2 separate regions of the Mus musculus genome follow, and region 2 is linked to region 1. Evidence: chromatin loops called from intact Hi-C (ENCODE). Cell type or tissue: heart. All regions are shown on one strand.

The links. A loop is a pair of places that touch in the nucleus more often than their neighbours do. Peaks named below come from ENCODE experiments on the same cell type or tissue, not always from the same donor. Only the 100,000 strongest peaks of a DNase experiment are listed, where the experiment ranks them.
Region 2: a loop joins it to region 1, with 4 times the contacts of the local background. A loop is called at or near these places in 9 of 42 quality-filtered maps.

Annotation. Positions count from the first base shown.
Region 1 is chr6:67,165,685-67,173,684 of GRCm38, forward strand. No RefSeq gene overlaps it. Among named protein-coding and RNA genes, the nearest start is that of A430010J10Rik, 12 kb to the left of the region's middle. In heart, a CTCF peak has its summit at 4,683 (motif pointing right); DNase peaks (open chromatin) are centred at 2,877 and 4,777; H3K4me3 peaks cover 1,020 bases; H3K27ac peaks cover 1,132 bases.
Region 2 is chr6:67,263,110-67,271,109 of GRCm38, forward strand. It overlaps Serbp1 (serpine1 mRNA binding protein 1), which reads left to right and starts at 3,870. Exons shown (of 8, transcript NM_001113565.1): 1 at 3,870-4,300. The coding sequence starts at 3,988. In heart, no CTCF peak of the experiment used is centred here; DNase peaks (open chromatin) are centred at 3,782 and 4,522; H3K4me3 peaks cover 4,504 bases; H3K27ac peaks cover 2,457 bases.

The DNA.
Region 1 (8,000 bases):
ACTTTGTGAATGATCTGAGTGACCTGAGAGGCTGGGGAAGGCACACAGAAGAGAGGAAAGAGAAAGGCAAGCACATGCAGGTTTTCAGCCTGGGAACCCAGTGCTCCTGGTAACATGATTCACTGTGGAAGGGGATGGAAGAAGAGGAAGTGATCTGAGAAGCAGGCAGAGTGTCACCAAAGGCACTCTTTGTTCTTAAGGCTGAGGAGGAGAGGCTGAGGAATGTCTTCATTCTCCATACTAGTCCTGAAAAAGCCTTTTGCCAAGAACCCTGGAATGTTCCCTGCTTGGACGATCCAAATTTCCTGCAGAGATGCACAAACCTAAGAGGTCTCAGCTGTTTTCCTTGTCCTTTCCAAGGGTCAAGCCAGCAGTTCTTGATCTCTCTTCAAACTAGACTCCAAGAATGACAAAAGGTGTATGTCTCCAGCACAGGATGGCTATGCTCACCTAATCGGTAATAGTTTCTAAGAAGCATCCAGGCGTAGTGTATAAGCCTTTATTTTTGTTTTGTTTCATTTTTAAAGGAAAGAGTGCACAGAATTCAATAGTGTAAGTGTAAAATCCAGTGTGAAGCTCCATCCATGGCTTCAGAATGGCTGTTCTAACTATATAGAAGTTCACTGAGGGGCTGGCGAAATGGCTCAGTGGGTAAGAGCACTGACTGCTTTCCAAAGGTCCTGACTGCTCTTCCAAAGATCCTGAGTTCAAATCCCAGCAACCACATGGTGGCTCACAACCACCCATAATGAGATCTGATGCCCTCTTCTGGTGCTTCTGAAGTCAGCTAGAGTGTACTTATGTATAGTAATAAATAAATCTTTGGGCCTGGGCGATCAGGGTTGACCGGAGCGAGCAGAGGTCCTAAAAATGCAATTCCCAACAACATGCAGTCTCACAACCATCTGTACAGCTACAGTGTACTCACATACATAACAAATCAATAAATAAATCTTTAAAAAATTAAAATAAAATAAAAAGAAGTTCATTGAGGTATATAGGCCTTGGAGCTGTTTCATTTTGGTGTATGTGTGTTGTTTGATTGTATTTTCAAGGTTCCTTTTAAATAATAAAGTTTATAAGAGAAGATGAGAGACCTTTTAGTGAAAATAGCAAATGTGTGCACTGTGGGACTGGTACCAGTAAGACTTGACTCATGTACCTTGGTATGTCAACACCACAGATGTTTACCTAAAAGTGTGTTTTGTACCACCACTGTGGGCCCTTTCAAATTTCATAAGATATGTATAGCCAGCACCTAGTGCACTGGCTTGAGACAAAAAAAAGTCAAATTGAGTTTTCTTTCTCAGCAGATTTCTCTGAGGGGAGAAACCAAAGCCTCAAAGCCCAGCCTGAGAGCTAAGGAGATGACCTGGGAGGTTAAGAACACTGGCTGTGCCTGCGGAGGACACAAGTTTGGTTCCTAGCATCCACATAGGACAACACGGAACTTCTATAAATCCAGCCGCCCAGGATCCGACATCCTCTGCTGGTACTTACACTCATTCATATTCACACCATTTAAAGACTTTTGAATGAATCTTAAAAATAGAAAAGAAACAAACAAGAGTAAGAAACCAAGCCTGGCATTTAGCCCATGTTTCCAACCCTTTAGATGGGTTATTTCAATTAACTTTCAGAATTAAACCACAAAGAGGGTTAGAGGTATAGCCCATTTTAAGAGGTGCTTGCCTAGCATACACTACACCTGGTTCTGATCCCAGGGCACATACACACAAAAGTAGAGAGATTAGTCTCCTCCAAGGGGGTGAGAGCACTGCCTAACACCACATTAGCTAACACACGATGGTCGTGAGCACAGGATGTCACGTCACGCCCCAGGTGATCTGTGCATGTCTTCATTGCTGTCATTTAATTCTACCTGACATTTCTGTTTACCATTCTGATTACCAAGGGAGATACGTGTAATTTCCTGTCATCCACCCAGTGTTAGCAAAACGTTAAGTCTTGACCATGAAGGAATTGTCTGGATCTACTTGGGGCTGATCAGTAAGTGGCCACTCTTTGCAAGTGTTTGCACAGATGGCTGCCTCAGTACACAGAGGTGCTCTAGCTATAAGGACGGAGGGCATAAAAACAGTAAGCTGGGCTCGGGGCACAGTACACTACTGGGAGAGCGAGGCTTAGAATGTCCAAGGTCCTGAGGTACCTTATGTTTACAATGAGGCAAATCTGGGCAAGAGATAGTCAGGCGTTCAAGGAGCAAACAAGTGGGAAAAGATGGAAGTGTTTGGAGGAGACTCGAAGCTTTGTGTTTCCTCTTTGAATCATTTACTTCTCCAGCTAGTTATTCTTTACGTTGTTTGCAAGGTCTTGTCTTTCCCATTTGAAACACAGTTGGCCAGCAGCTGGAGATGCTGAACACTGGCGTGTATAAAACCCTAGACTCCATTCTCAACAGGTTTAAAAAAAAAAAAAAAGGCTAGTCACTTCTGCTCCAGCAAACCAGGTTGTGACTTCCGGGGCTGCAGTGGCTAAGGACAGTGTTGCAGCAACATAACATAATCATAAAGACCTCTGCCTTTATTGTCTGTTTCAGTCTATGCCACATGAAACCCTAACCAAGTTCTTCCACCAGTAAGCCAGTTAAAACAGCCAAGTTCACAGTGAAAGAGCTGAAAACGGAAGAGGGACAAAGAGAACAGCTGATCAGGATTCCTCTTCCAGAGCCAAACGTGAGGTTAGGTTTAAATTGAAGCCAGAGTTGATAGTTTCCTGACTAAAAAAAAAAACTACAATTCCCAGATTCCCCTGCAGCCGGGCAAATCCACATGAAAGGGAGGAGGGACTATGGGAGGAAAGAGTGCTACAGTCATTTTCACTCCTAAAAAGGGTCACAGCCATCTTACCCCCACGCCCAGGCATTCTCAACCACCCCCGTGGATGTGAGTGAGTGTCAGCCAATGAACACGATCCCACCCGTCTAAAGTCAGATGCCTCTCTTTTTCTGCTTCCCATCTCTTTTAAGCCGCCTTAGAAACCTAACAAGTCATGCATATCTAAGCACTCCTGGTGCGTTCCTGCCCACCAGTAATCAATCTTGTTTCAACTCCATTTTCCTGAAAAGTGCAACTTGTCTGGACTCAGCTATGCTTGCTTTCACTTCCTAACAATCCTGGGACTAAAAGTTGCAGAATGCTGATTTGTGGGATGGTTAAGAGGGAACCTGGACTAAACAACTGAATTGATATGTAAATAGAAAACTGGGCTTTTGTTCTGCATGAGATGAGCTAGCAAAAAGTGATAGCACTTCCTTTTTTTTAAGGATTCTTCTCAATCGAGCAGTGGTGGTGCATGCCTTTAATCCCAGCACCTGGGAGGCAGAGGCAGGTGGATTTCTGAGTTCAAGGCCAGCCTGGTCTACAGAGTGAGTTACAGGACAGTCAGAGCTATCTGTCTCGAACCCCCCCCCCCCCAAAAAAAAAGAGCTGAGCTGTCTAGAGAGTGAACAAATCTTTTAGAATGTTTTTAACAGGATTTCTGATTTGGTCAGAAAATCTATAGAGAGAAACACAGCTCTTTTAGAATTTTTTTCCTAATAGGATTTCGGACCTCAGTCTCAGGAACCCAAACGTAGTCCAGGCTGGTCCTTGGAACACTGTGCATAAGTTGGAACCTGCTATGAAGATTTCAGAGTGCATGTGACTCCTGACACTGTGCAAAAGGAAGAGACGAAAAGAAGAGCAGCTTTTGATGCTTAGAAGAATGGACGGCCCTTGAAGATCAAAGGCACTCCCGGGCTAGCTCCATGGTCAAGGCAGCTTATAAAGGAAGGCATTTAGTTGAGGCTTGCTTACAGATTCAGAGGGAGAATCCATCACAAGCATTGCAAGGAATGGGGTGGCAGGCAGGTAGGCAGGCAGGCAGGCAGGCAGGCAGGCAGGTAAGACTCTGGGGCAGTAGCTGAGACCTTACATCCTAATTCCCAGGCAGCAGGCAGAAAATTTGAGACTAGACCTTGTGTATGGTTTTGAAACCTTAAATCCCACTCCCAATGACATATCTCCTTCAATAAGACCGCACTTCCCAATCCTTCCTAAACTACTCACAAACTGGGAACCAAACCTTCAAATAGGCGAGCCTATGGGGGGTGGGGGGGGGGACAATTCTTATTCAAAGCCCTGCTCCTACGTTATAGGTTTCTGATATGGATCAGGTGAGAAAATGCACGTACTTCCCTCTGTCCGATGCGTCATTAAGTGCCAACTTATGATTGCTTACTTTATAAATGTGTGTGAATTGTAACTAAACAATCTTTAAATATGTGATTGCTAAAAAATATTCTCCCCGAAGTCTGTAAAGGCCACATCGGACTGAAGTCAAACCTACGAATACAAGGTTTGACCCAAGTTCCTCCGTGCTGTGAGAGTTGAGGACAGTTTGCACCAAGGGTCATAGTGCACTGGAACTGGAGAGATCTGGCTGTTTTGTGACTGAAATGCAAACAAATCAAATGATGCCATGTGAGCTAAACCCAGGCTTGGATCAAGGTTGATTATATTCGTTCATTCATTCATTCATTCATTCACTCACTGCAATGCTTTCTGAATGGTTTCTGCTCTGAGGGGTCAGAGTATTTGTGAAGTTCAAACTCCTGGGCTAAAAGTTCAAGCTGAGCAATAAGATTAAGCAAGGATCATGTAGAACCTGTTACCAACCTGTAGAGGGAGCTCAGAGCCAGGCAGAATCTCCGCTAACCCACCTGGCTTGCAAATAGCTCGTACAGGACTGGCCAGGTCTCTTGCCAACAAGTGAGCCTTTGTTTAGGAATCATCATGAAAAACCCAGCACCTAGGAGAAATGAAAGCGAAACCTACAGTGGTGGGACCCGTGTCACCCAGCAGCTGCTACTGAGCTGCTTCGCTCTCTGCAGAATTAGAAACAGATCCTTCTACTAAAGTCTATGACTTAATTTTAAATAAATTATAGAGACTAGTTCAGTACAATGGCCTAATAGGTCAGTGCAGAGCATGAGGTTTGGCTTCTGTGTATCCAGGACTCCCTGAGAGTCTGGAGCTTTGCTTCCAAAGGTCTCTGAGGTCAGAGTGGGGTTGGGGTTATGATTCTGGGGTCCCACTGATCACTGCAGGACCTGGAGTTTGTACAGCTGTACGCCCATAGGTTGCTTTAGGCCGTTGACTCTAGCCACAACTCCTAATAGTAGACAAACATCGCTGCAGCGGTCTGAAATTTGTTATTTTAGCTCTAGTAGGTTCATAGAATCCAGAGGCGACCAAGGTCATAGACTTGGAAGAACATGGTTTCAAAACAAATCCACTTCAACAGAAGCATAAAGCATGATAAAGCAACAAAAAAAAATATACTACAACCCAGGATCTATCATCACTCACTGATGAACCCCCTTTAAAACACAAACGTGGGCTGGAGAGATGGCTCAGTGGTTAAGAGCACTGACTGCTCTTCTGAAGGTCCTGAGTTCAAATCCCAACAACCACATGGTGGCTCACAACCATCTGGATTGAGATCTGACGCCCTCTTCTGGTGAAGACAGCTACAGTGTACTTAAATTATAATAATAAAATCTTAAAAAAAAGAAAAGAAAAGAAAACACAAACTTATTACAGAGAAAGCTGAAATGTCTGAAAAAGAATTTAGAGTTTTACTGTTTAGAAAAACTAGCAATCACATAAAAGATTCAAAGATGCACAAGCTAAAATCTATTCAGAACCTTGACAAGACACCCTTCCGAAGTGAATGTAACAGTTAAATTGAAGGCAAAAGTTCAAAATACGAAATTTAGCAAGGAGATTAAAACATTGAAAGCAAATAGCTTGGGTGTGGTGAGGCACTTCTTCAATGCCAGCACCTAGGAGGGAAAGTTAGGCAGATCTCTGAGGATATGAGATCTCTGAGGATATGAGATCTCTGAGGATATGAGGTCAAGCTCTGAAAGGAAGCAACTGTGAACCAACACTGCTATCCCCTGCAAAGCCATCTTTCCAAACTTACAGAAAGATAACAAGACAAACACAAATTAAGGCAACTCATGAGAACCAAGCCATCCCTACAGAAAGTTCTTAGTGGAGTACTTTACAGAAAGGAAGACGAAACAGAGCCCAACTTCAGATAAATAAACTAGACTTGGAAAGGAAAGTATATACAAAACAGCAACTCAATTAAAATGAGAAGGAAAATGATGTGAACAATCAAATAAAACAAAACAAATGACTAACACATTTACAGAAAAAGCAAACCCTTTTCTTTTTTTCTTTTTCTAAAGATTTATTTATTTATTTTATGTATATGGGTACACTGTAGCTGAAGAGATGGTTGTGAGCCTTCATGTTGGGAATTGAATTTTTAGAACCTCTGCTCATTCTGGTCAACCCCACTTGCTCTGGTCGGCCCTGCTTGCTCCAACCCAAAGATTAATTTATTATTATACATAAGTACACTGTGGCTGCCTTCAGATGCTCCAGAAGAGGGCGTCCGATCTCCTGGTGGTTGTGAGCCACCATGTACTTGCTGGGATTTGAACTCAGGACCTTCAGAAGAGCAGTCAGTGCTCTTACCTTCTGGACCATCTTGCCAGCCCCCCAAACCCTTTTCTATAATAACTTTAAATGTAAGTGGTCTCAACTTATCACTGAAAAGATACAGACTAATGGATTAGATTAAAAAATAAGAAACAGGGGCTGAGAGATGGCTCAACGGTTAAGAGCACTGACTGCTCTTCCGAAGGTCCTGAGTTCAAATCCCAGCAACCACATGGTGGCTCATAACCATCCATAACGAGATCTGGTGCCCACTTCTGGTGTCTGAAGACAGCTACAGTGTACTTACATATAATAAATAAATAAAATTTAAAAAAAAAAGATTTATTTATTTAAAAAAAAAAAAAATAAGAAACAACGACTGTATAAGGTATCCAACAAACACACTTAACTGGTAAAGATACCCCAAACTTAACATCAAAGGATGAAAAACAAACTATAAGAAAATGGAAAACATAAACAACTTGCATAGCTATTTTTTTATCAGACAAAATAAATCTCAAACTAGAGCTAATTAGAAGAGAAAGGACATTACATATTAACAAATGGAACAATTCATTAAGAAGATATAACAATTATAAACCTTCATGCACCAAACATTGTAACTCCTAATTTAATAAAAACAAACACTAAAAGACATAAAAGACCACAAAGATCCTGATACAATATAGAGGGAAACTTCGATAGTCTATTCTCATACTTAGATAGGTTTTCCTAATTAAAAACAAGTAAAGAAACTTTAAGGCTAAAATATACTATTGGTGAACTGGAGCAAGTAAAAAAATGAGATAATTGTTTGTATCCTATCAGACCATGGTGCAATAAAAATAAGAGAAACCACAAAAATACTGAAGAGTGAACAACATATGAACAGGGAATCATCCAAAAAAATCAGAGAGAAATAAACAAACAAAAATTTCTAGAGACAAATAATAGTGGAAACCCATCCTATCAGGACCTCTGAGATGCAGCCAAGGCAGTCCTATGAGTAAAGCTTATAGAGATAAGGGCTCATATTAAAAAAATCATGGGGTTGGAGACATGGCTTGGAATTTAAACACACTGACTGCTCTTCCAGAGGTCCTGAGTTCAATTCCTAGCAACCACATTGTGGCTCACAACCATCTATAACAGGATCCAATGAGTTTTTCTGGTGTGTCTGAAGAGGGTGACAGTGTACACACATACATTAAATAAATAAATAAATAAATAAATAAATAATCATAAAGAAAAAAATCTGAGTAATATCAAATAAATATCATAACAACCTAATTACATACCTCAATTCTCTTGAAAAGACAGTTAAGTAGCCTATCTGGAACACAGTAGATAGCAAAAAGCAATAAAGATTAAGGAAGAAATTAAAAAGATGGATATTAAAAAGGACAATAGACAAAATCGCCTAAAGAGTTGGTTCTTTAAAAAAAGATTTACAAACCACATAGTCATTCAATTGATATGGAA
Region 2 (8,000 bases), 97 kb after region 1:
ATTCTTTTTTTTTTTTTTTTTTGGTTTTTCGAGATAGGGTTTCTCTGTGTAGCTCTGGCTGTCCTGGAACTCACTTTGTAGACCAGGCTGACCTCGAACTCAGAAATCCGCCTGCATCTGCCTCTGCAGTGCTGCAGTATTCTTTAGATAAATGGGTAACATGGTGAATGAATTACATCTTAGTATGTTGCTTTTCTGTTTTTTGTTTGTTGTCTTGTTTTTTTGAGACAAAGTATCACTCTGCAGCTCAGGCTGGCCTTGAAGTCATGGCAGCACCCCTACCTTAGCCTCCTGGGTGCTGGGATTGACTTTAAGTGTAACTAGAACACAAGCTTTGTGGGGTTTGGTCTCAGGGTTATTTGTTGTTGTTGTTGTTGTTGTTTTTTGTTTTTTTGCTTTTGTTTTTGTTTTTTGTTTTTTTGTTTTTGTTTTTTTCGAGACAGGTTTCTCTGTGTAGCCCTGGCTGTCCTGGAACTCACTCTGTAGACCAGGCTAGCCTCTGCCTCCCAAGTGCTGGGATTAAAAGTGTGCACCACCACTGCCCGGCTTTTTTTTTTTTTTTTAAATAATGGAGCACAAAAAGAACTAAAATTTAAAAGCAAATGGCTTACCCTTTGAAGTCTGTTTAAGGTAGCAAAATAAGCAGCATAATATTTCTGTTTTTAGCTCTGATATAGTCTCTAATTTTAGCAAGAACCGAGGCCTGAAATATTATGCTGAAAGCATTGCATCCTTATACACAGACGATTAGCCCTTCTCATAACAACCATCTTTAATGTGTTTGTCTTTAAAAATGAATTATACATTAGGTAAACACTAAAAATGTATCAGTCTCCTACTTACTTTTATGTGATGCCTATCTCCCCAGTGTGTTCTGTTAGAACAGAATTATAGCTTTATTTCGGTACATGAGGTCTCTCTCTTTCTCTCTCTCTCTCTCTCTCTCTCTCTCTCTCTCTCTCTCTCTCTCTCTCTCTCTCTCTCTCTCCTTCACTATGGTCTTCACAATTATAAAGACTGGGCTACTACCAAGCTGTAAGACCAGACTATTCAGGTTTGTAGAGATGGCTCAGCAGTTCAGAGTACTTTTTGTCTTCCAAAACGACAGGATTCAGTTCCTAGCACACACATGTTGGCTCACAACCATCTGTAATTCCAGTTCTAAGGGTTCCACTGCCTTCTTCTAGCCTCTGTGGTGCACATGCACACGTGCAGGAAAACATTAATGCACATGTAATAAAATAAATAAATCTATTTATTACTGTTTTGACTTTAGTCAGTACGAATTTGTCAGAGTACTTAAACTCAGTGTCTCTCAGTGTAAATGATCAGAGGGGTTGGAGGGATGGCTCTACAGTTAGCAGCGTGTGCCTCTCTTCCAGAGGAGGGGTGTGTATAAGTTCAATTCATAGCAACTACATGAAGGATCACAAACTTTGGTAACTCCAATACCAGGGGATCCAATGCTGTCTTCTGGCCTTCACAGACACAGGAACACAGGTGGTGCATAGACATACATGCAGGGCAAAACACCTGCACATGTAAAGTGAATAATAGTAAAAAATCAAACAAACTAAAAAATGTGGGAGGTAGTAGTACTATTTCAAGTTATTCTTAGAATTTAAGAAAGTGAGGCATATAACATACTTAGCACAGTGTCCAGAACATAGTGAATGCTAACAGAACTGTTGTTAGTTATTAATTATAGTTACCATAACAGGGGATTGAGATTGTTAAGAAATGTGTGAGCATAGCTGGAGACATGGCTGTCAGTAAAGTGCTTGCCTTGAAAGCATGAGGACCTGGATTCAATCACCAGCACCCAGATAAAAATGTGTGCATCTGTTACTCTAGCACTGAAATGGAGGACTACAGAGAACTTCTGGAGTTTGCTAGCCAGCCGCTCGTGCCAACCAGTGAGCTCTAGGTTCAGTGGGGGATCTTATCTCAAAAAAGTAACGTGAGGAAGTGAATGAGGAGAACTCCTAGCATCAGCCTCTGCCTTCACGTGTGTGGCCACATGTACGCACAGAGAAATGTGTGAGAGCAAGATTTGAACATGGCTGAAAACTGAGTACCAGCATCAAAGGAGCAAGCGCTTTTGAGGTTTCCTAGTAGGCCAGTATCAGACACATCAGCTGTGTATTTAGTCAAGGTACTTGGATAGTTTCCACATTTACTGATAGAATATTCTCAAGAGAAGCGTGCTTGCTATACATAAAAACTGTCATGTTGCATGAGTATACGTACAAGAATGTAATGTGGGTCATGAAATGCTGTGGAGCCTTGATTTGAGTAAGAGCTGGAGAGTCTCCTCTGCTCTTACTGTGAGGATTATCCTATAAATGTTCTTACTGATAGTAGCAGACATTCTTTAGACATTAAAAAAAAACACTTTTATCTGTTATTTATTTATGTGTGTTTGAGTGTGAATGTACCACAGTATGAGTGTAGAGATCAGAAAACTACTATGGGAATCCCATTTTGCCTTTCATTCTGTTGATCCAGGAGACGGATTCAAAGGGTTGTTTAAACTTGATTAGTTATTGGAATTTCAGCACTTGTTGTAATTTCTATCAGGACAGAACTTGGTTTACAGAATTGATGTCAACAGTCTCATAGTGCAGCTAGAAGATTGCCACTAGCACTTAAGTGTGACCTTAGTAAGTTTTATCAATTCTGACAGTTTCATCCCTGTGAGAAAGGGATAGTTATTTATCTAAAAGGATGTGAGGATGAAACATTCGTAGCACCTGCTGCCTGAGGTATGTTTTCTATTACATAATGTATCAATGGAAAAGATTTAAAATTATAGTGTGTATTGGCACTGGATTGTCTTAGTGGGATTTAAGGTTCCCAACTAATGTCAGAGTTAGCATATAATTACGAAATTAGTTTCCTCCCTTCACACATAATACCCAATGTACTATAAAACATTTCCTCTTGAGCACATTTGGGGAGCTGGAGACAGGGTTTTTTCTTATGAAATCCCTGCGGTCCTGGAACTTGCTCTGTAGACCTGGTTAGCCTTGAACTCTGCCTCCTAAGTGTTCAGATTAAAGGCATGCGCCACCACCCCAGGCTCTGGAGCACATTTTACTAACACCGCTGACCAGATACCGACAGATCAATTTATCGCGTTGATTCTAGAAAGCGTTTCCACAAACACTGTTTTAGAGGATGGCCGAGCGTGCAGTTGTGCAGTCAGGACTTAACAGCTCTTAAAGCATGGTTGCAATGACCGGAAAAGGCGCGCAACCCAATTAGTTCAACTCCTCTTTTGGATTCCTTCTGCCACGCAGATTCAACCCTGGAACTCCGTTCCACATTAAACCGAATTGCCTTGATTCGTTACGAAGGGTGGAGGGACAGCTCTAGAAATCCAACAGTCAGGGACGAGCAGCCGTGCGGTCGCAACCTACCGGAGGCTACTGTGGCACCCCCCACCCCCCGGAAGTTTTTGAGGCTCCAGTTACTAGGTCTGGGAGTCACCTTGACCCTCCCAGAAAGGTGGGGAAAGTCCTGGCCGGAGACAGAATGAGTGAAACCAAAGACAGAGAACACTTTCGTGAGCAGAAGACGCCCTCACGTTTTCCTGTTCTCAGAGGTATCTAAAGACCGAGAGTTTAAGGGTGACAAGAGCAGGTGGCAGAACTCCGCCCCGTACTCGCTTCCCCACCTTCAGCGAGCACGCTGCACACTTTCCTTGAGATCCCGCCTCTCAGGCGCGCGCGAAGAGTTGCTGCGCAGTGCACGCTGGGAGTTGAAGTTCAGGAGTAGACAGCCATCCCGGGCTAATCAGTTGTGGCCTACAGGCCCCATGGTGCCGTGCGGCGCAGGCCGCTCCCGGATGTGTGCTTGGCGCCGGAAGAGAAGGCGGCCCCCCTCTCTCGGCCCGGCCATCTTGTGGGAAGAGCTGAAGCAGGCGCTTTTGGCTCGGCGCGGTCCGCTGCAATCCGTGGAGGAACGCGCCGCCGAGCCACCATCATGCCTGGGCACCTACAGGAAGGCTTCGGCTGCGTGGTCACCAACCGATTCGACCAGCTATTTGACGACGAATCGGACCCTTTCGAGGTACTGAAGGCAGCAGAGAACAAGAAAAAAGAAGCCGGCGGGGGCGGCGTTGGGGGCCCCGGGGCCAAGAGCGCGGCTCAGGCCGCGGCCCAGACCAACTCCAACGCGGCGGGCAAACAGTTGCGTAAAGAGTCCCAGAAAGACCGCAAGAACCCGCTGCCCCCCAGCGTCGGCGTGGCCGACAAAAAGGAGGAGACGCAGCCGCCGGTGGCGCTTAAGAAAGAAGGTAAAGCCGGGCGAGGCGGTGGGGAGCCCGGGCTGGCGGGCAGGACGGGGGCGTGCGCCGCCGCTTGCTCGTGCAGGCGGCGGGGCCGCAGAGCCCTCGGAGCCCCTTCACGGTGCGGGGAACGTGGCTGGTCCCAAGTCCACGCCGCTCTCTCGGTCGCTTGCTCGCTCGCAGGCTCGGCGGGAGCCTTCCTTCCCGCCTCGGGCGGACGGAGCGTGCTCCGAGAGGGCGGCCCGGGCGTTCCCGCCGATTCCTGCCGGGCGCTAGCCTCCTGGCTCTAGGCGCTCGGGAAGCAGCGCGGGCATTGCTTCCTGCCCGGCGGGCTCCTGGCTGCCGCTGCCTGCTGTGGGCTCCTGCCCTGCCATCTTGTCCCACAATGGCGCGGACCCTCAAGGAAAGGCCCGGGCTCAGAGTTTCCACTTGGGCTGCGTCTCCGTTTGGGGGTCCCTGTTAGAGTGGAGGGAGGGAGGAGTTGCTGTTTGGGTCCCACGTGTGTGTTTTGTGTTGTGCCCTTTCGCTCTTACGTTAGAAGAAGTTCCTGTAACTTACTGGCGAGAACTAAAGTGTTGGAGAGGAGAAGAATTTAGCCCCACTCATTTTAGAGGGAGTTCCGAATAAAAAACTGGTCATTAGTGGAACCCATCTCATGTCTCCATCTCTTCTTCCAACTAACTCCCTGGAGCCCCCAGGTCATAGGGCTTTGCTTGTTCTGGGCCTCGTGGGCGAAATGAGTGCCCAGCCTGTCATGTCCCGGCAGCAGAACTCAGGCTGCAGCTTTTCCTCCGCACGTGCGTAAAGCGTGGTCGGGTCTTCATTGGCGGCTAATGGTCTCTTCAAGGGCACTAGAAGTTTCATAGTTGTTTTGATTTTAGCATTCTTCTCCATTACTGGCTTATTGTGGATGAAAAGGCAAAGCAATTAGGGGCTAAAAAAGTGAAAAATCAATAGCGAGTACATATAGAATAACCTGTGAATCTTTAAAATTGGTATTATGTTAAAGTGCCTCTCAATGCCACGTGCTCATGAAAGGAATTGTTTCTCATTAGATTGTGTTAGGTTTGAAGTTTTTTGGGGGTGGTGGTGTCTTTCAATGAAGGCTTAGAGTAAAACATCCAGTTCCTAGTAGATTTATAAAAGGGAAGAGTTCTATTAATATATTTGGAAGCATAGTCTGGAGTGTTAGAAAACATCACTTGGGCAGAAGTACTGAGCGGATTAAGCTTCTTGACATTACATAGTTGAATAAGACATTTAATTTCTGTGTTAGGGACACTAGATAGTGTTATTTAAACTACTAAAATTTACCTCCTTTATGACTGTAATTCACAGAAGTACATGAATAAGTTGAGTAAATAAAACACATCACATAGATGAACTCAAAAAATGGTCAAAACATGAAGCATGATTTTAAATTATTCAATTTTCATCACAAAGCCAATTTATGATCTTGCCTGTAAACTAGCATAAGTCATCAATGGAGGACATTTTTATTTATAGCCAGGATTACGTTTGTCATTTACTTCAGAAAACTTTTTCACAATAGTAGTCAACCTTTTTTTTAGTTACGTCCAAGTCTTCCATGGGTTGTACTGGGTATTGAACTTAGAACCTTGTCCTTGCTGGGGAAAATTTTGCATTACACATCTCAAACCCTTAGATCACTCTTTAAAACCAGAGTTGATTTTAAATAAGGTTATATATACATATGGGGAAATTTTGAATAAAACTTCCAGTTAGTGCTGTGTGGTGGTGGTTGGTAGACTTGTAAACAAAGTACCTATCTGTAAGAGTGGAAACAATTGTTAACCTATGGTGTGTCCTGTGTCTCGGGAACACAATGCTGGAATGTAATGTTTTTCTACATAAATTTTGATGCATTTGTCTATTTGAAGAACTTGAATTGGCAAAATGTCATTAAAAGTAGACCAGGTTTTTTGTGTTTAGCAAAAAAAGAAAAGCAACTCTGGATATTAGTGCAGTTAAGAAACTCATGTATCTGGTAAGTACAGTAAAAGAACCTTGTATGCTTTTTAAAAAATTTTTTTTCAGTAGATGAATTTATATTTTGTGGTAAAAGTGGCCGAACCCAGCATTTTGCAAACTAAGTGAAAGTAGCTCTCACTGAGCTACACTCCCAACCACTTGATGAGTTTAGTAAGTTTTTTTCTGATTATGTAGGCCTCATACTGAATATTGGGTGGGGAAGCAAGCCATTGTTCCTTGGGTGTGTTTAGCTTGGTTATCATTACAAGTTCTGAGCTGGTTCTATAGCTCCACCCCAATACACTATACCTCTGATGAAATTTATGTAAATGCCACGGCATAAGGGCTACATTTAAGGCTTGCCCTGAGAATTTACAGAGACTGAGCTTAAATATTAAGGAATTTCACCTTTACTGTATGACTATAGTTAAAGATATCTGAACAAATGAATATATCCTGATGGTGTTCCATTTTCTTAGAATTAGTCACATGTTTAAATATTTTACAAAAACAATTTCTCAGCTGATTTTGTTTTTTTGACTATCAACACCTATGGCTTGGAAATTAGAGCATGTCTGAAATGTTAGGCATGCATTTAACTATCAACTTGTCCTTTAGACTACCAATAATTCAATTTAAATTGGTTCTTTTTTTGTGAGTTTCGTAAGTTATCAGGAGAAATAAAGGCAGGAAAATTAGTTAATGCTTTAAATACCACTTAGTGCCATAAGTTTTCTATTTTCCTTTTTTTGAGAGGGTTCTGTGACAATTCAGGGCTGTGCATGTTACTGACACCCTGGTAATGAGCTACATTTGCAGCCCCCTGAGCATGTAATTGCTAAAAGAAGGTCTTAGAGTGTCTGATTTGTGAAGATGCTTTGAAAACAAATACTTGCAAGAGCAGACCTAGAAAAAGGCTTTCTATCCATACTAATAATGAAGTACTTCCTACTGGTTACATGATAATATTAAAAACTTGGGAATGTGTACACATACTTGGACTGTGAATGTTTTGGGTCTGTGGAAGGTTTTTTTTTTTTTTTTTTTCTGATTAAATAGCTTTGCTTGTTTGGATTGAGTTTGGCACATGGTCTCTTTGTAATCCAGATTGGCCTTGAATTTGTAAACCTGCCTTGCCCAGTGTAGTGTTAGTGTTGTAGGACTGTCTAGTTCAAATAGCCATCTTAAAGTTGTTTCTAGAATAAGTGCCTTTTGTTTTCCTTTCAGAATTACAATTTTATAGAATCAAGATTTCACTATTGGCTCATCAAGATTATATAGAATGATACAGAGTGAATTTCATTCTTCTGAGGGGCATATTTAGTGAATGTCCAGTGCTTTCTTATTTATGAAAGCTGCTGGTATTGGCTTTGATGTCTTAAAAGCCAAAAATATATCCCTTGATTGAACTATCTGTAAGTTTAGAATTTTGTAGTAAGACTGACTTGGAATGGTACCTAGTGATTTCTGTGCCAGTTGTAGAATGCTTGTAGATGAAGTTTGAGATATTTACTGTTGAATAAGAATGTTTTAGTTTAGCTGGGCGTGGTGGCGCACGCCTTTAATCCCAGCACTCGGGAGGCAGAGGCAGGCGGATTTCTGAGTTTGAGGCCAGCCTGGTCTACAGAGTGAGTTCCAGGACAGCCAGGGCTACACAGAGAAACCCTGCCTCGAAAAATTAAAAAAAAAAAAAGAATGTTTTAGTTTGTTAAATATA